Regions from separate parts of the Homo sapiens genome. Here region 2 is linked to region 1. Evidence: chromatin loops called from intact Hi-C (ENCODE). Cell type or tissue: OCI-LY7. All regions are shown on one strand. Links, peaks and the distances in the headings refer to the core of each region. The heading gives the core; the rest is flanking DNA.

Region 1 (12,480 bases), core at 4,481-12,480:
TGATGTGCATGTGTCAGCCACCAGCACCAGGTCCCTGTTGGGATGTGGGAGCCCCTTGGGCTGTCTCATCATTTAGCAGTTGTCTTTACAGTGGTCCCATCCTCTGTAAAGACACACAGAGCCACATCACACATCCTCTATCCTAGGTGGAGCCCGGGGTCTGCCTCCCAGCTGCACCACCTTTGTCTGTCTGCAGGTCGCCAGCTCTGCTGGGGCCTTCTGAAGCAGCCTCTCTCCGTCTTGCCATTCTTTTCACACTGCTCCCATGTTAAGATTTCTACACGTTTCGAAGACACTAAATTCTTACCTAGGATTATTGGGGAATGGAATATATGGTTAGAAATAGATGAATTTTTATTTTTAAAAAATGACAATAAGGGCTGGACGAGGTGGCTCATGCCTGTAATCCCAGGACTTTGGGAGGCCGAGGCGGGTGGATCACTTGAGGCCAGGAGTTCGAGACCAGCCTGGCCAACATGGCGAAAACTCGTCTGTGCGAAAAAAACAAAAATCAGCCAGGCATGGTCGTGCGCGCCTGTAATCCCAGTTACTCAGGAGGCTGAGGCAGGGAATTGCTTGAACCCAGTAGGTGGAGGCTGCATTGAGCCAAGATCATGCCACTGCACTCCAGCCTGGGTGACAGAGCCAGAATCTGTCTCAAATTACACTAGTAAGACAACTAGAATATGCCAAAAATAAATAAACTTAAGCACTAAATTATCTGAGATCCTACTGTATACAGATAATAACGATGACTGCATATTTTTAAACTGTGAACACATTATCCTATTAATCCTGCTCAGGTAACCCACCTTTGTAATGTGAATATTCTTTCCCAGTAATATAAAGAGGTAGACAGTTTCTTAAGCTGTTAGAATGCAGTGAATCCTCCCAGGCCCTGAAGTCCAGTTGAATGGAAATCTGCCTGGGCCAGGGCAGCCGCCGGCCTTCCCCCTGGTTCTCACAGCCAAGGTCCTCAGGTGGCAAGTTCAGGGAAGCAGGCAGACTGACCCAGAGTGGGGCAGACCCGCTCCACTGCCAACCCCAGGTGCTGGTCTGGGTCTGCAGAGGCTCAGGGAGGAGGAGGCAGCTGGGTCGGACCCCAATTCTGGGACTCCTGGGCCCATTGCCCAGCTGTCAGCTGTCAGCTTGCTACTCCAGCAGCTGCAGAGGGGAGAGAGAGCATGAGTGAGCGTGTGTGCACGCGTGTGTGTGTGTGTCACATGAAATACTTTTGAATCTGAGTGAAATGAATCTTCTGTGTTCTGCCAAGCATTTAGTTGAGGTGTATTATAAACTACTGTAGTGTAGCGCTGAGTTTTGAAATGAACAGCAGGGGCTGCACTGTTAATGACGATACGTTAGCATTTTAGCATCCTTTTTCTCAAGAGCAGCAAAAACTTATGTTTTCTTGTCCTCCCCACATTTTTGAGGTGTTGGTAACAAGTGTTATTTTTCCATTTTAAAGATGAGGAAAATGAAGCTCGGGCTGGTTAACTGACTTGCTCAGCGTCCCATGGTGAGTCCGAGCGGGCGGGGCGCAGGCCCTGCCGTCTGGCGCTTCTGTCGAGACGTCGGCTTTCCAACCTGGCAGGACCCAGGACGCATTGCTGCCTGTGGAAATTAATTTTCTTTTGGATTATCAACTGCATGTTTAAAATGGGCTGTAGACTTTTAAAGTCCGTGGTTTCCTAAAGTTTCTGAAATGTCTAAAATGTGTTTTTAAGAGAATGAAAGTCATACCTGTAGCCTTTATTTTGGTCCCTATGTTTTTCATTGCATAATCTCCTTATATACAGTTACTTGTAAAGCCTTTTACACCAAGTGTCAAGGAGATTTCTAATACGTTGCCAATCTTTACGCTTAAAGTGTTGACATTTACTTTGATGACCATTGGGAATGGACCAGTCTGGATTCTGTGAAATGCACCATGAGGCCCAGCACCTGCTTTATGCTGGACTGGTAGAAGCAGGCAGAAGGTCATCCCAGTCCTAAAGCCACTCAGAAGGCTGCTGAGACTTGTGACCTAGAAATACTGTAAGCCAGGCTGTTATGCAGAGCCTGTTGCCTTTCCTCGCCGCGGTTTCACGTGGGTTTTCTCTCTCCTTTCTGTCTGACAGGCCTAGCCGCCCGTGACTCTCACACTGTCTCCTGCATGACGGGTGGCGCCTCCCGCAGCTTCCCTTCTCTCTCCAGTGCTGCCCGCTGTGTCTAGCAGCCTCTAGGATCTTGTCAGAGCTGCACCTCTCTGTGAACTGGCCATTCCTTTCGGTGCTGCTGTCCTTTTTGGGGGGGTTCCTGATTTCTGTATACATGTAGCTTTGCCAGATATGTACTTAGTAATATAAACTGTATTAATAAAATCCATTTACTGTGTAATACACGAGTTTAAAAATTAAGAGCGATTAGCTGTTCACTTTGGTAACAGGTAGTTAAGTGTCACACAAGGTGTTGTTGCAATGGCATGACGGTGACCTGTTGACGTAACTAAGCCTTACAGCAAGGCATGTGCCGCACGTGCTCCGTGGTACTTAGAGCCCTGGGGGCCCCGCTCGGACTCCGGGTCTCCCTAGGATATGCCCCAGTAGCATTTGCTGTGTAGTCTGTGTGTGAAATTTGGGCATTCTGCTTTTCTCTACTAATCTTGAAGTGCTCAGTGATTTGTGTATTTGTGTCTTTCTAACTTCTAATAAACTCACTCCGACTGACCTGTGTCTTGGTGTCTGTCTGCTTGGTAGAACTTCTCACTCTTTATCCATGAAACGCCGCATGGCACAGCTGCTAGGGGTCATGGGGTGACAGTTCATCTCACCAAGGAGTTCCTTCCAAGAAGAAATGCTGCTGTATGCACATCTTCTTCACTCTGTGTTTTTTATTTTCATGTTCAGATACTGCCAAGTATTTCACTTATTAATACCTGAATCAATTAAGATGAGAGCTGGGCACTCTCACCTCCCTACAAGGTTGTCTGAGGATTTTTAGTTATTTGTATAGAATGGGCATTTTATTTAATTTTCCAACCACCTTTGTAGTTAACATTTAATGAAACTGTTCTGTAAAATTTACTGAAGGAAACAGTACCTCCAACTATTGCATTTAGACGAAACTGTTAAAAGGAAGAGCCTCTGTCAGATCCAAATGGTTTGGGTCCTGTACTGTGTTACTTGTACCAGATGCTTATGTATCTGTTAAATGTGGAAGTCGATTTTGATGATATTCTTAGAAGCTGCTTTAATTTTCCTGAGACTTTGTGTGTTGGCTTTTGTCTCAAAATAGCAGGATTCACATTGCTTTTGGGATGCGATCACTTGTTTGAATGAGCTTCCTTATGTCCAAAGGTTTTCATGATCATTGGATTATCTTTAATGAAACTTAAAAAGAACAATTTCTAGTTAAAGTATATTCACGTACATGGTAATTGGTGGTTTCTGCAAGACTCTGTCAGCAGTGAGCTGCTGGCAAGCAGGGCGGCCTTGGTGGAGCTCTTATTTGCACCCGGTGTGGCTCTTGTGGGAAGGAGGGAGAACCACCTGCAGCTTCACGTTTGTTCACGTTTTTTTCAGGATGGCACTGGATCTTTAAAACGCAGTGGTTCCTTTAGCAAACTCCGGGCTTCCATTAGACGCAGCAGTGAGAAGCTGGTTAGGAAGCTGAAGGGAGGAAGTTCACGAGAGAGTGAGCCAAAGAACCCCGGGTAACTATCTCTTCCAGCTCTCCCGACTCCCTGCACGCCGGCTGCTGGGCCGCTTCTCTTCCTAGCGCAGCCTTCCTCACCCACAGACTTGAGGAAAGACACTCCAGTTGGTTCCCGTATTCTCACAACCGAAGGGTTTCATAGTTGCCACGTAGGTTTTTCCCAGGATAGGTTGAGAAGTAATTGGGTAACTTCCTGTTAGTGGCTAAAGGGCGAATACCTTTAAAAGAAATTTATGGAATTTTTTGATTCTGTCACATGTTCTAAGAAAGCCTTAGCAACGAAATGTGGGCATTTATATTAAAATGTTGAGCATTTTGAACTTGTTTACTCTAGATATGCATTATTTTTTAAATTAGCATTAGTTTAAATTCTTTAAAAATTTTAATCTTTTAAATAAATCAGATGTTAGCTATGACTATATTAAATCTCATACAGTATTATAATAGGGAGAAAAATGGTTTCAAATAGGATCAGAACTTTTAAGACTTTATTATAAGGAGATTTTCAAAACCTCAGGCTTTTCATATGTTTAAAAAAAGGTTTGAGTCATGGGTCTTAGAGGCTTTTGAAAAATAACATTTAAGTTGTCAAAGGAATTTGGTTCTTAAGATATCCTTTGTTTTTAATATGGTGCACAAAGTTGACAGATTGTCCCTGCCGCAGTGTCCAGGGTCACCTCTGGGCAGCTGCTCCTGGCTTGGACGTATTTCTCATGAGGCAGACTTTTGCCAGCCACTCTGTGTAACTCTGACTTCCTAAATGGTGACCGACTTTTTAGAGACTGATTCCTAGTAAAACTATTTTACAAGTGATCCCACTTTAAGTTCTGTGAGTAAGAAGTCTGATCACCTCAGGATGGTGAAACCGAGTTCTTCTGGAGAACATATTGGAAATAATAAAGTTATGTGCCTGATCAGTTGTTTCGTTACTCTGTCTTTTTCGTTGTTGTTGTTGAGATGGAGTTTCGTTCTTGTTCCCCAAGCTGGAGTGCAATGGCACCATCTCGGTCACCGCAACCTCCGCCTCCTGGGTTCAAGTGATTCTCCTGCCTCAGCCTCCCAAGTAGCTGGGATTACAGGCACATGCCACCACGCCTGGCTAGTTTTTTGTATTTTTAGTAGAAACGGGGTTTCACCATGTTAGCCAGGCTGGTCTCGAACTCCTGACTTCAGGTGATCTTCCCGTCTCGGCCTCCCAAATTGCTGGGATTACAGGTGTGAGCCACCGTGCCTGGCCTATTTTGTCTTTTAAAAGCTATTTAAAAAAAAAAGTATGTCCACTTTTTCATCTCTCTCAGTATCCCTGATAACCTAAGCCCTTAGAACTGTTGCCATACACGGCCAGGGTGCGGGGTGGCCAGAGATGGCCCAGTCCCTTAGTGGTAGGGCTCACCCTCTTGTCCGCTTGGTATCCCTGTGGGAGTCTCTGTCGTGGATGGAGACTTCTCTTCATGGCTGTGAGAGAGGTGCAGGCCTGAGGCAAGAGGAGTGACGTGGCTTTTGTAAGGAGCTTCTCACAACTGTTTTCCAGCCCATTTCTGGAGAGGGAGTTTTAGGAGCCCCACAAATGTTCATTCAGAAAACTCCCTGGAAGATCCCAAGGATTTGAAGACTGGACTTCTGGAAGTTTATGGGGACTTAGCAGCAAATTGCTTACAATGAAACAAATGAACTCTTATTTGGGGGAAATGGATTTTAAATTGCCTTTGGAATAGTGATCTTATTTTAAAATGTTTACAGATTTCCAGAACCAAAATGATAGATTACTATCTGCCTCTCGATGAATTTTGAGATTACACATTTCTTCTTAAACAGCATTGAGAGGGTTGGAGCAGTGCTGTGTGACTGCTTGGTGTCGCTTCCTTGGAATGATGTGAGGTGTCACACAGCAGCTCTCAGATCCCCTCCAGGAATTACATGATGCCCAGAGAGAGCATTCTGGACATTATTTAATTCCTGGAGGGGATCACACTGATTGTTTGAGGTTCTTAAGTTTTGAAGCCTTTTAAGTGCAGAGTCCAGTTCTGGTGCTGAGTGTTGTAACTTGGACCACACTCCCACATGACAGCTCTCAGAGTTGTTCTGTTTTCTCGTGTTTTGTGTCTTTGCCGTGATAAAAATGTAGCAGTGTGTGACCAGTCCCCAGTGTTAGAACTGTGGTCAGTGTTCATGGGGCTGTAGCACTGCCAGCCTGAACCATGTGACATAGATGCACACACTTGCACGGACTAACGTTTTCTACATGACTTTGGAAATTGCATCCCGTAAAATGCATACAACTGAATAATCTTTCCAAATAAGAGTGACTGTTTTTATTAACTAGACAGTAGTCTCAGACATCTTTTGGAGGGTTTGTTCAGACAGAGACTGTGAGGCCCCACCCCTGAGTTTCCAATTCCTGAGTCCCTGATCTCAGAATTTGCATTTCACACAAGTTCCCACAGTGCTGGGGCTGCTGGCCCGGGGCCACTTTTTGAGAATCGCTCAAGGACCAGGGTGTTTGCAGCTTGCTGTTTGGCTGACTCCTAACAGTGACTGTACTGAAAGGTTTTGAATGCCACGTGTTCAAACAAGGCAGTTCGCAAGAGTGGTAGGAAGAGACGTTGAGGATTCGAGTTGTTCTTTCGTTTCGTAAAAGGGGGTTTGAGGGAAGGTTGTGTAGCTCTTTTAAAAAGAGTTAATGGCGGCCGGTGCAGTGGCTGATGCCTGTAATCCCAGCACTTTGGGAGGCCTAGGTGGGTGGATCACTTGAGATCAGGAGTTTGAAACCAGCCTGGCCATCATGGCGAAACCCCGTCTCTACTAAAAATACAAAAATTAGCCGGGCCAGGTGGTGCATGCCTGTGGTCCCAGCTACTCAGGAGGCTGAGGCAGGAGAATCACTGGAACCCAGTAGGGCAGAGGTTGCAGTGAGCCAAGATCACACCACTGCACTCCAGCCTGGGCGATGGAGTGAAACTTCGTCTCAAAAAAAAAAAAAAGTTAATGGCCACTTTATAGCAAGAATAACTGAGTATGTCAGATGATAATTTACTTGTGATTTGGTTTGATTTTATACTTTGTTCTTGAGTGGTTCTAGGTAGAGAAAAACCTGTTTGGGACTCCAGCAATGTCTGTTGTGGGCTTCATTGGGATGTTTTTGTTTTGTCCTGGTTGGGACATTTTGGGGGTGAGTTTTGCCTGGGGATAAGGAAATTCAGGTCTTGCTTTTGGTGCAGTTGTTCGGCAGGGGCTGGCTGAGTATCTGCCATGTGCCAGGCGCTGTGCTCACAGCACTGCTGACACACGGGTGGGTGCCCTGGGCTTTCAGCCTCATCCCAGTGTCCTGTGTGAGGCTGTCCCTGTCACCCCTCAAGCCTGTGCCTCAGCCTCACAGCCACCGTCCTTGGCTTTCCCAGGAACTGCTGCGCTCATGTTCGCTGTCCCATGTTGCATGCAGTTCACGTTCAGAATTCAAGTAACCCTCAGTATCGGTTGCTTTAGCTTTAAAACTTCAGGGGAGTTTATGTTCAAAGGCATCCATGGTGGTGGTGAACAACGATAGTCATTTTATGACTGTCCATCATTTAAGTTATAGATTATTTATAGGCTGTTTCATCAAGTATTTTAAATACATCAGATGGAGGAAAAGTAAATATATGTATACATTCCTGTATTCCTTTAAGTGGAGAACCATGACTTTATGTTACATTTTGCTTTCTAAGTAGAAAAATACTGGCTTCAGAGTTTATTTTACTAACAATAAAGTTGATTTCCCAGCTTTTAATATAGAAAGATAAAAAATATGACAGTATATTTATGCATCATCTTTTAGCAGTGAGTTTTGAGTGTCTCTTCATGATCCCTTAGTGGTGACGAGTCTGACATGAGCCCTGGAGCACCCTCCCTGAAAAGCATCAGACTGAAGGCAGAGCCTCTCTGCTCCCAGATGGTTCCCCCCACTTTTTTTTTTTTTTTTTTTCTGAGACAGAGTCTTGCTGTGTCGCCCAGGCTGGACTACAGTGGAGTGATCTTGGCTCACTGCAACCTCTGCCTCCTGGGCTTAAGTGAATCTTGTGCCTCAGCCTCCAGAGTAGCTGGGATTACAGGTGTGTACCACCACGCCTGGCTAATTTTTTGCATTTTTAGTAGAGACAGGGTTTCACCACGTTGCCCAGGCTGGTTGTGAACTCTGGGCCTCAAGTGATCCACCCGCCTCAGTCTCCCAAAGTGCTGGGATTACAAGCATGAGCCACCACGCCTGGCTTTTTTTTTTTTTTTTTTTTTTTTTTTTGGTAGGTGGAGTCTCACTCTTGCGTAGGCTGGAGTGCAGTGGCGTGATCTCAGCTCACTGCAACCTCTGTCTCCTGGGTTCAAATGATTTTCCTGCCTCAGCCTCCCAAGTAGCTGGAATTACAGGCACATGCCACCATGCCCAGCTAATTTTTTGTATTTTAGTAGAGATGGGGTTTCACCGTGTTGCTCAGGCTGGTCTCAAACTCCTGAGCTCAGGCAGTCTGCCCGCCTCAGCCTCCCAAAGATTACAGGTGTGAGCCACTGCAGCTGGTCTTTTTTTTGTTTCGTTTTGTTTTAAAGAGAGACAGGGTCTTGCTCTGTCTCCCAGGCTGGAGTGCAGTGGTGCAGTCATGGCTCACTGCAGCCTTGACCACCTGGGCTCAAGTGATCCTCCACTTCTGCCTCCTGAGCAGCTGGGACTACAGATGCATGCCACCACGCCTGGCTAATTTTTGTATTTTTGTAGAGATGGGGTTTCCCCATGTTACCCGGGATGGTCTTGAACTCCTGGGCTTAAGTGATCCTCCTGCCTTGGCCTTCCAAAGCATTGGGATTACAGACTTGAGCCACTATACCCAGTCTAGATGAGCCACTTTTTAAAAGTGCAAGTCTAAGGACATTTTGAGTTTGCATATGGTACTTTAAAAGAAGCATTTTGCTGTGAAAGATGCAGAGAAGCTGTGGTCTTTTCTCCTGGGCACTAAATAGAGTGAGACATAGGACTCCCCGGTTACCCAAGCAAGATGAAGGCAAGGTCCCTAGAGCCCCCAGTGTCACAGAGGCGTTGGAGGGGGCTTTGCTTGTGCTTCCTGTTGCTGGTTGACCGATGTGCTGATCGTTTGTCCTTGCATGTCCGTGTCCGGGTTGCAGCATGAAGCGTGCCAGCTCTCTGAATGTCCTTAACGTGGGTGGCAAGGCTGCTGAAGATCGCTTTCAAGTAAGGAGCCTACCCCGAATTGTGTCCTAGGCTGCCCAGACCACGCTGGCAGGTCTGCTGCAGACCCGCACTCGGCCCCTGCTCGGCCCCTGCTCCTGCAGAGGGCTGGGGACGCCGCCACGTTTGTTCCTAGACAGACAGTTGTGACAGTAGTATTTTTATATTCTGCTTAACCACTGATTATGTGAATTATGGGCATGTTCACACTGTGAACATTCTCAGAATATTAATTAATGATCTCAAATGGTCTTTAAAAATAGTTTAACCTAATTAATGTATTCTGTTAAAGTACTGTCAAAGCTCGACCAATTACTAGTTTGTATGATTGTTTGATTTTAGCCTCTACTAAGTTTATAACTATTAATAATTAATTGTCTACTTAAGCTGTTGTTCAGTGTTCAGAAGTATTCAAAACTCTGTTAACATGATGACTAGCGTGCTGTCAGTTTGACACTAAAACCTGAAGCACTCGGTGCAGTTGCTCGGGCCTCACACAGACACATCAGGTTTACATCTGAAAGTACTGCCTCCCTTCCCCATCACGGAGGCCGTTTGAGTTTTCATCCACTCCGCCCTTTGGTGTGGCTGTCAGTGGGTGGCCGGGTGCCTGTGGCTGCTCTAGAACCTGTTTCTCAGGTGCCTGGGGCCCACCCGGCAGCTCGAGCTGTTGGGACTTGGCAGTCCCTGCCCCTGTGCTGGTGCTGAGAGTTCGCGACAGTGGCCAGGCACTGCCCTCCCAGTTGTCCAGATCCACTAATCCTCACAGACAGGCCAGTGCCCCGACCTGTCCCCCAACACTCTTGGGAGGCAGCCATCTCGGGAAAGCTTTTCCCCAGCCCCCTTCTCGGTGGCTGTTAAAGAGGCTTGTAGGGTGCTGGACATGTTGCTTGAAGCACCCCTAATGACAAGAGGAAAGAAAGTCTCTTCATTTTACAGGGTCCTGTAGCTGACCCAGTGTTTGCCCTCCAGTTTCTTGGAGTTTCTACATGCACATTGACCCCTGGGCCTCTCGAGTGCCAACCTAGATTTAGCTGTGCAGCTGGTACTGTTAGGCCTGAGGCCATTTGAAGCTGGCATCATTTGAAGTCCTGGTTAAGTGTAATTTTTCTATTTGTTTTTTCATGCAGGAACGAAATAATTGTCTGGCCGACTCGCGAGCTCTGAGTGCCAGCCACACTGACCTGGCCCACTGAGAGCCAGCAGGGCTAGGTAACCTGTCTTGGGAGTGTGAGACCGCCCCGCCCTGCCACGCCCCTCACCGCCCTGCCCGGAGGCGCCAGCCGCACTCCTTGGCTTCCTTTCCTAGATAGTGACGTCCACCAACCTTGGAGGTGCCTTTTCAAAACACCCGGGAGGCCGTGCCTCAGCATTCTGTTACTCGGCCTGCAGCCCCAGTGCCAGGAGCCACCCCGACCGCGACCCGGCCAGGCTGGCTCAGGGAGGCCGAGGTGGCGCTGAGGTGGCTTCAGCACGCTGGGGATTGGCTCCTGCTCACGGATGCTGTTGCATTTCCTGCCTGCCACCTTTTTGCCATGACACCAGACTCTCTTTTAAATTGTAATATTGTAATAAGGCTGTAAATTAAGAATCTGGAAACATAAAGTACCCCTTTCAGAACGATAGGCATTTAGTGATCTATGGCAGTAAAGCCTGAAGCTTAGCGGACACTGGTCAGTGGGAAGTGAATTCCTTCCCAGCTGGAGCATCTTCCGGGTCTCTCTTTCCAAGGTCCCCATGCCTGTGGCCCTGGGGCCCCATGCCCCCTTTTGAGCTGTGTTCTCCCGGACGCCCCTGCACACGAAGCCCATAGAGACGTGTGTTTCACTTTTTTTTTTTTTTTTTTTGAGACGGAGTCTAACTCTGTTGCCCAGGCTGGAGCGCAGTGGCCCAATCTCGGCCCACTGCAAGCTCCACCTCCTGGGTTCACGCCATTCTCCTGCCTCAGCCTCCCGAGTAGCTGGGACTACAGGCACCCGCCAGGCGGATCACAAGGTCAGGAGATCGAGACCATCCTGGCTAACATGGCGTTTCACTTTTTAAAAGCTTAAGCTTTATGGAATGAGGGAGCACGGTGGACTCTGACAGGAACCTTTTCAAATCAATGCTGAGGCTGTATTTCTTAGCCGTCCACAAACTAGTCCATAGGTAAAGAGCATACAAAACAGACGCCGAGGTGATCAGTGATTCCAAAGGCTGACGCTCAGCAGCGCCACCTCCATGCCAGCCAACTAGGCTACGGGATGGAGGGGCGGTCTGTGAAACACCAGCCATCCCGTGAAAGCTCAGCTTGCCACTGTCATGTAACAGGGTGGGTGGTGGCACAGCAGAGGCTCACACTTGTCACCTTCAGCCTCTAGAAGCTCCCCGTGGGGCACGAAGGCTGGGGACAGAGTGTCCTGAGGTTTTGTTACAAGGCTAGACTTTAAAATACCTTTCAAAGTTTCATCCCGCCTCATGTCGCAGGACTGCTGTGTTTGTGAAAGCGCGTTTGTTTCCACAAGACAAGCTCCGTGTAGTCGCCAGCGGGTGCCTGGCCCAGGAGCTGCCCTGTGGAGCCAGCGTTGTCCCCGAGCTGCTCGCCTGTGGCCGTGGCTCCTTTTCTGAGGCTCCTGACTCCATTCTTGCAGATTCTGGTGGATCAGGAGCTTACATTCTAAATGCTACATAGAGGTGTTGAAGAAAATTTCATAGGTTCTGTAATAGTGGATGGGATTAAAAGAAAAAATGTTAAATTATATATATATATATGGCTGGGTGCGGTGGTTCATGCCAGTAATCCTATAATCTTAGCACTTTGGGAGGCTGAGGCGGGAGGATCACTTGAGCCCAGTTCAAGAACAGCTTGGGCAACACAGCGAGTCCCTGTGTCTAGCAAAAAAAACCATGTGTATATATATATATATGTGTGTGTGTGTATATATATATATATATATATACATACATATATATACATATATAATTTGATGGGTTGTGAGAAGCCAACCCCCCCCAAAAAAAGGGGGGTGTAGAGCAGCTTCCCCTGACAGGTGCCGTGGCTGCCCCCGTAGTGGGCTATGTCTGTGCACAGGCGACAGGGAGGAGGGCTCCGGAGCTTCCCTTGTGGTGGGGGTGCCTTCTCCCTGTGAGGATGCTGAGCAGAGTTTGGAACCCAGACAGTTTCCCTTAGTGACAGTTATCTGGAAAGGAAAAAGGGCATTTAGAAGGAATAAACATAGGGCTGAATATGGAGTTGAATTTTAACCTCTTCAGACTGATGGGTGCAGACGAGGTTGTGTGGGGCCTCTGTGGAGCCTGCTGTGGCTTCCAGCCATGGGACTTTAGGGCCGAGGTGGCCTCTGCAGCACTGTGGCTGTGGGAGCACTGTGTGTTGGGGTAAGAGAAGCCAGGGGGCCTCCCTGAAGCCAGCTCATAAAGGAAGGTTCGTGTTTCAGAGGGAGGCGGCAAGGGAATCTGAGTACCTGAGTCCCCGATGTTTGAACCCTTCCACCCAATAGAAGTGCGGTGATTTCAGCCATTTCCCATCTGGCGGTCTGAATTTTTCCCTTCAGAGGAGAGAAGTGGTGGGCCCAGGC
Region 2 (8,000 bases), core at 1-8,000, 58 kb after region 1:
CCATGCCGGGCCTCAGTGTCCTCAGAGTAAATAAACCTGCAGTAAGAGAGGACACTCGTGGGTCAGTTTTTTTTGTTTTGTTTTGTTTTGTTTTTTTTGAGATGAAGTTTCACTCTTGTTGCCCAGGCTGAAGCACAGTGGCACGATCTCACTGCAACCTCCGCCTCCCAGGTTCAAGTGATTCTCCCGCTTCAGCCTCCTGAGTAGCTGGGATTACAGGTGCACGCCACCACGCCCGGCTAATTTTCGTAGTTTTAGTAAAGACAGGGTTTCACCATGTTGGCCAGGCTGGTCTTGAACTCCTGACCTCAGGTGATCCACCCGCCTTGGCCTCCCAAAGTGCTGGGATTACAGGCGTGAGCCACTGCACCCGGCCCATGGATCAGAGTTTTAATTAATCATTTGTGTTTTGAAAAGCCACACAGTAGAGACCTCTAGTTCAGTAAAAATAACTTGTTTTCCTTTTAGGATTGTTACCACAGGGGAACACAGCTCTCCAAGCGCCTCACGGGGAGACTGAGCCTGGAGTCTGACGATGTGTGGGGCAGAGCCTCAGGAGCCTGCCCCACCCCCCGCCCCTCCACCGCAGGCCCCATTCCCTGCTCACAAACTCTCCCCCAGGAAGAGGGCCAGGACCACTCACCGGATTTGGATCTTCCATGAGCAGCATTTGAGGCAATACTGAGAGACTGGGGCTTTATAGGGTCCCCCAGCACAGGAAAGCTTCCGGCACTGGGAACCTGGATATAAGGCCCCACAGCAGCGACCCTGCCCGATGTGCTCAGAGGGGACTGTGGTGATGACGTGCCATTCACACGGTTCAGCTACAAATTGGGAAGAAATGAGAGTCAAGATTCTCCTACATTCAAAGAAGTCCTAAGCTTAGTGCAAGAGACTGCCAGCTCGGACAGAAAGCACTCACTCAGTGGTTGGTTTTTAGGAAGCCTGTCATCTGGAAAGATCAGCATCTAGAAGGGGAGACTGTGGAGAAGGAACTGTAGCTTCCTATGAGCAATTCTCCGACAACACCCACCCATCTGGAGCTGTACACATGAGGAGCTGATGTGAGGGCAGAGCAACTTCCCCGTGATCCACATGCAGCTTCCCTCTTACTCAGGATACTCTTCCTCCCTTGAGTGGGCACAGAGACACTGGTCAAATCCTGGGCTCTGAGCCTGGCTTCAAATCCCCTCTGTGACTTACTCGCTGTGCTGCTTCGGGCAGGTGACTCAGCCTCTGTGCTCACACCCGTGGAGTCGGGATAAGGGCTGTAGCCGGTACTGTCTAAGCCACGTGGGGCACAGTGAGCACGTAAGGCTCTGACTCCCAGCAATGGGCCCAGTTCCCTGAAGGCAGCGCTGCCTTTCTCAGCCAGGACACAGAGCCACAGACAGAGGACACTGTTCACATAACACTGCTCAGGAACAGAGGCGCCTGGAACAGGGATTCTAGAGAACTACTGACGTCCTCAAGATTTCAATATAGGCTCTAAATAGGATCCATAACCCCTGTGATTGTAAGATTCTATATGCATGAGGACAGGTCATTTCGGGGTGAGGGGTTATGGCTTTCACAATTGCTCAAAGGTACCTAGGACCTTTGGGTGGAGACGCATCTCTGCAAAAATACTGACTTCTTCAAGGCGATCCCTTGAAGTGTAGGTGGAATGAATCTAGCTGTTTGTGATGGATAACTTTACACATCACCTTGACTAGGTCACAGTAACCAGATATTTGGCCAAATACCAGACGACATGTTGCTGAAAAGGTATTTTCCAGATGAGATTAACTTTTTTTTTTTAATTTCCATAGGTTTTTGGGAAACAGGTGGTGTTTGGTTACATGAGTAAGTTATTTAGTGGTGATTTGTGAGATTTAGTGCACTCTAGCAGTGCACACTGCACACAATTTGTAGTCTTTTATCCCTCACTCCCTTCCCACCCTTTCCCCGAGTCCCCAAAGTCAACTGTGTCATTGTTATGCCTTTGCATCCTCATAGCTTAGCTCCCACTTATGAGTGAGAACATACAATGTTTGGTTTTCCATTCCTGAGTTACTTCACTTAGAATAATAGTCTCCAATCTGGAAGAGATTAACTTTCAAATTGGTAGATTTGAGTGAAGCAGATGACCCTCTAGAAGGTGGGTGGGCCCCATCCAATCAGTGGAATGCCTTAAGAGAAACAGAGAGACGCCCTGAGAAAGCGGGATCCTGCCTAGAGTTGGCCTTCGGACTCCAGCTGCAACATCCTCCCTGGGCCTCCACGCTGCCGGCCGCCCTCACAGATTCTGGACTTGCCAACGTCCACAATCATGTGAGCCAATTCCTTAAATCACATACACACACACACACACACACACACACACACACACACACACACACACACGTGCACGCGCACGCTACTGGTTCTCTTTCTCTAGGAAGCCCTGACTACTACGCCATTACTGAGGAGCATATGTAAGCACAGGGAAAGTGCTTGCAGCCTCTCTCTCACATGGCCTCTTTGTTGTTAATCTTGAGAAAAAGGAAAACCAACATCTGAAATCATAAAGTTGTACAAATAAACTACTGATCTTTAAACTCACTGTGTTGTTTTTTTAAAAGAAGGGCAGATTTGTAAATGAGAGACTGTGACATCCACAGAACTGGAAGCTCCCTTCTACGTCTACCACCCTCCACACCCACTCCCCCTAGGCAAAGGCCTTCAAGCCCATGCTGCCTCCTCAGAGCATCTTTCAGAGCAGTAGAGGCTAACAAGAGGACACTATTCTGTCACCAAACTATATGCAGAAGGGAGATGTGGGAAGGGAGTCCTTGCTGGTGGGTCAGGAGAGTGGGTGCTCCATTCTCCTACCACGAGGGCAGAATGCACTCAGCTCTGCATTCAGGCACTGCTCCCCTAATCACTGAGTGCCACAGGTGCGAGAAAGTCAAGTGCCACATCCGGCCAAAGACACAGAGTGCAGGCGCCCCTCCTCCATGCAGGCGGCTCAGTGGTACATGTGCTCACCAATGCACTGTGAGCAGCAGCAAGACTCAGGACTCCCTGCCTGACTACAGAGGGTGGTAAAGGGGTATAGGCCCTGGGACCAGGGAATAGCTTTCAGATGGTGCAACCAGAATGAAGTAACGACCTGGAAAGACACCCGTGCTGCAGTTAGAAAAAGACAAGGTGAGCAGTGAGACTAGTGTAATTCCTGCAATCCCATTTTCAGTTAAAGTTCTGTACCTTTGTGTCTTTATTAGGGAAAAGACTGGAACCATTAGCAACTATCACCTCTAGAGAACAGGGTGGAAAGGACTTTCACATTTTCCCTTAAATATTTCTGTACTTAAGAGATTTATCTTAAGGAATCGACTCATGTGATTGTGGACGCTGGCAAGTCCAAAATCTTTGATACTGAATTTCAAAGGTTAATACTCATTTTTTCAATGAGCATTTATTCAATGAGTATTTTATCGTATTATTTTTTCATTGAGTATTTATTCAATGAGTATTTTATTGTATTACTTTTTCAATGAGTATTTACTACCTTTAAAATTCAGTATCAAATAAGGATTTTTTAGAAGCATAACCCCTTACATAGCATTTTGGTCAAGAGTTTACAAAATCCTTCTACATGGCTTATTTATAAGAATCCTTACAACAACTCACGGGGCAGGTAGGACAAATCACTTTACAGCAAGAACATGAGGCTACGCAAGTCAAAGAATTTGCTCAAAGTGGCACAGCTTAAAATGGCAGAGTGCGGACCGTGACAGATGCTGTGACTCCAGAGCCAACAGCATCCCCCAGTGAAGAGGAGACAGAAACACATGGGGAGGAAGGAAGGCCAGGACACTGAGAGCAAGGCTGCAGGCTGAGGATGGTTCTGCCTCCACACACCAGGAAATAAATGAGTCACTGGGAGAAGGAACTCTGTTCTGTCATTTTTGATGGTTTATGGCCTATTTATGTTTTATCAGTTATGGTGGATGGGGGAGCATACTGCTACTTACAGAAGATGGGCAATGCTTGGATAAACTATCTTTAGTAGTTTATCTCACAAAAACTTTTTCACATGCCTGAATTTTTTTCCCATAGAGACGTTCACGCAGTTCACTGATTCGCTTGTCCATCATGGCCACCTCCATGTTGCGCTTATTTAAGAGTTCCTTCTGCTGCTGAAGTTTTGAATTTTGTTCCTGGTTAAGTTGGTTACGAATCTACAAACCACAAAATACAACCTTTATGATTTGTGTTAATTAAAAGTCAAATTCTCATTGCCAGGGAGATTAAAAAAGAAAAAGTAGCATTAAGTTCTCATGTATATTTACATGCATGCACTGCCACCTTGTGTGGAATATTTCACAGGTACAGCAGAGATAAGCCAGGACAGCGTTCTCATGGAACAAAGAAAGAGCAAACATCTGTAAGCATCTTCTTCAAAGCACACGAAATGACTAGTGCCAATGATGATTACAGGAGACTAGTGCGGTGTTTGGGACTCTCAGAAACTAAAGGATGCTCTGCTCCACCCCATGGAGCTGCTTCAGGCCTGAGCCCACCACATGATGCACCTTACTGTGGAGGCAGCAGGAAACTCAAAAAGGACCAAAAAGGATGGCCTGAGTCACCAAGTGAAGCACCTTTACATCATTTTAGTGGCTTGCAACCAGCATTTTAAAGAAATGAACTAGGACAGAACAGAAAATATCAGAGTGTACTTCCCATAGTAAGAGCTGTCTTAAACTTTCGGATGCCCACAGCACTAGTACATACACACTTCCGTGTGTATACTCAACAGGACGTAAAATGTACTTTTAAAAACTGGATTGCAGGCCGGGTGCGGTGGCTCACGCCTGTAATCCCAGCACTCTGGGAGGCCGAGGTGGGTGGATCACCTGAGGTCAAGAGTTCAAGACCAGCCTGGCCAACATGGTAAAACCCTGTCTCTACTAAAAATACAAAAATTAGCCAGGTGTGGTGGCATGTGCCTATAATCCCAGCTACTCGGGAGGCTGAGGCAGGAGAATTGCTTGAAACCAGGAGGCGGTGGTTGCAGTGAGCTGAGATTGCCCTACTGCACTCCAGCCTTGGTGACAGAGGCAGACTCTGTCTCAAAAAACAAACAAACAAAAAACAACAATAAAAACTGGGTTGCAGGCTGGGCGCAGTGGCTCACGCCTATAATCCCAATACTTTGGGAGGCCAAGGTAGGCAGATCACGAGGTCAGGAGTTCGAGACCAGCCTGGCCAACATGGTGAAACTCCGTCTCTAATAAAAATACAAAAATTAGCCAGGTATGGTGGCGGGTGCCTGTAATCCCAGCTACTGGGGAGGCTGAGGCAGGAGAATCGCTTGAACCCTGGAGGCAGAGGTTGCAGTGAGCCGAGATCGTGCCACTGCACTCCAGCCTTGGACTCCGTCTCAAAAAAAAGAAAAACAAAACAACAACAACAAAAACAAACAAACAAAAACCTGGACTGCAGTCCAAAAAGTTGGAAATAAATGACATCCTTATATTACACTCATCACATTTCACCAAAAAATCCTTAAAACGCTGCACTTTTAACAATCGCTTAAAATGTAGAAGTCATGAAACCTTATAATACTGTAGTACTTCTATGCATTTACGTTAAAGAACTTAACAGCAACCACAAGTGATTTTACTCTATGTAGTTAAATACCCTCATTTCATAAAATGATGTAATATTTTTTCTAGCAAGTGCTAATAAAGCAGCAAGACCTATTTCTGGCTTGAAAAATCGCCTGCTGAATGACAACTTCTGAGACATGAAAATCTTAAGGATTGTTAAGGACTGAATGTGTCCCCCAAAATCTCTATGTTGAAGCCCTAACCCCATTGTAATGGTGTCTGGAGGCAGGGTCTTTAGGAGGTAATTAGGTTTAAGCAAGGTCATGAGGGTGGGGCCCCCCATGATGAAGTTCACGGAGAGAGACTACAACTCTCTCTCCACTACGTGGGGACACAGCGAGAAGGCGGCTCTCTGCAAGCCAGGGAGTGAACATTCACTGGAAACTGAATTTGCTGGCACCTTGATCTTGGACTTCCAGCCTCCAGAACAGTGGGAAATAAATGTCTATAGTTTAAGCCATCCAGCCTATGATATTTTGTTATAGCAGTCTGAGCTAAGACAAAGATTTAACAATAGGCACCTAGCTCATCAAAAGAGTTTACACAAAGGCCTTAAAATATCACCCTAAGTTTAATTCTTTACTGGATTATTATCTGCTAATTGAATTATTTTGTGCTGAAAACATCCTAAGTGAAAGAAGCCGGTCACAAAGGACCGCATACAGGGTGTGTTTTGGTTAATATCCTTTAACCAAAATGCTGGGGACCCGGAGCATTTCAGATGTTGGATTCATTCAGATTTTTAAATATTTATGTTATATTTACCTGTTTAGCATCCTTCCTAATCTGGAAATCCAAAATCCAAAATGCTCCAATGAGCATGTATTTCCTTTGCATGCCACGCTGGAGCTCAGGAAGTTTCAGATTTGAAGCATTTTAGATTATCGGATTAAGGATGCTCAACCTGTACTGCATGATTCCATTCATATGAAACGTCCAGAATAGGCAAATCTACAGAGACAGAAAGTAGATCTGTGGCTGCCAGGCTCTGGAGGGTATGGAGGTTGTGGGGTGATGGCTAAGAGGTGCGGGCCTTTTTTTTGGGTGATAAAAATGTTCTAAAATTAACTGTGGCGGTGGATGTAACTGACAAGTCGGTGAAGGTACTGAAGCCACTGAATTGTATCCTTGAAATGGATGAATTGTACGCTGTGTGAATTAGATCCTTTTTTTTTTTTTTTTTTGAGACAGAGTCTCACTCTGTCACCCAGGCTGGAGTGCAGTGGCGCAATCTTGGCTTACTGCAGCTTCTGCCTCCCGGGTTCAAGTGATTCTTCTGCCTCAGCCTCCCAAGTGGCTGAGACTACGGGCATGCGCCACCACGCCCAGCTAATTTTTCTATTTTTAGTAGAGACGGGGTTTCACCATATTGGCCAGGCTGGTCTCAAACTCCTGATCTTGTGATCTGCCCGCCTCGGCTTCCCAAAGTGCTGGGATTATAGGCGTGAGCTACCGCACCCGGCCTATCCCAAGTCATTTAAAAAATTATTTTGTACTGAATATATCTTGTGCCTATTATTAAATTAGAATCTACTAATTTGTTTCCACTTCCTAAGGTTTCCAACCCATGCTAATGAAAGATAGAAAGATGAGAATGTTTTAATACAACCATTGCCAGACCCAGGAGTTACCTGTAGTTCTTGGTACAGTCTTTTTAACTCCACCGCCGCTGGTCCCGTCAATTTGCCATTGTAAGACTGGAACCCATTCAGTTTTCCTTTCTTTAAATCTTCCAATTGCTGACTAAGCTGATCAACCCTTAAAATTGCAGTCTGTACTTCCTGCTTCTTTTCCTGGAACATGGCACTGAACCTTTCTATTTCAGCAGCTATAATTGACCACACAAGAAAAGAATAAAAGATTTAGTTGATCCTTTTTTTTTTTCATTTCTATACACTGAACTTAATTCTAGTATCATTTAGTGCCAGACCGTGGAGAAAGCTGTGATATGCAGAATCCACAACACATTTCAAAAAGCCTTTGGGACACATGTATCTGATTACTCATAAAGCAAACAATTATATTTGCATTAATTCCCGACTATTCTTTAGGGTAATCAGTCCATAAGCTAGTTTGTTCAAGTGACTTAGAAATCTCTGAGACCAAAGGTTTTGTGAAGGCAGGGCCATCCAAGCCTCTCTCGTGCATCACTGTGACTTAAAGTAGGCACAGACTGAACCAATGAATAAAATAAGAGTTCATACAGAAAAAAAGTGAGCATCAGCATAACTTATCTTAATGCACGGATACAAGTTAAGTTATTCAAGAAAAACAGACCCTCTGAATGAGTAAGTCTTGGAGCGCCCCACCCTAATCCAAAGGGCCGCTGGTACCAACGTAACAAGAGGATTTTTCTACTGC

Evidence for each region. A loop is a pair of places that touch in the nucleus more often than their neighbours do. Peaks named below come from ENCODE experiments on the same cell type or tissue, not always from the same donor. Only the 100,000 strongest peaks of a DNase experiment are listed, where the experiment ranks them.
Region 2: a loop joins it to region 1, with 6 times the contacts of the local background. A loop is called at or near these places in 2 of 110 quality-filtered maps.

The regions. Positions count from the first base shown.
Region 1 is chr14:103,683,518-103,695,997 of GRCh38, forward strand. It overlaps KLC1 (kinesin light chain 1), which reads left to right. Exons shown (of 17, transcript NM_001394837.1): 14 at 3,564-3,694; 15 at 8,842-8,908. Among named protein-coding and RNA genes, the nearest start is that of XRCC3, 26 kb to the right of the region's middle. RefSeq lists silencers at 5,742-5,942, 5,793-5,842. In OCI-LY7, for the core only: CTCF peaks have their summits at 11,105 and 11,308; DNase peaks (open chromatin) are centred at 6,164, 7,734, 8,284, 8,744 and 1 weaker place; H3K4me3 peaks cover 4,642 bases; H3K27ac peaks cover 5,965 bases.
Region 2 is chr14:103,745,730-103,753,729 of GRCh38, forward strand. It overlaps PPP1R13B (protein phosphatase 1 regulatory subunit 13B), which reads right to left. Exons shown (of 17, transcript NM_015316.3): 7 at 7,271-7,467; 8 at 4,065-4,205; 9 at 644-824. Among named protein-coding and RNA genes, the nearest start is that of ZFYVE21, 34 kb to the left of the region's middle. RefSeq lists a silencer at 3,023-3,072. In OCI-LY7, for the core only: CTCF peaks have their summits at 3,032 and 4,316 (motif pointing left); DNase peaks (open chromatin) are centred at 2,962 and 4,342; H3K4me3 peaks cover 565 bases; H3K27ac peaks cover 1,156 bases.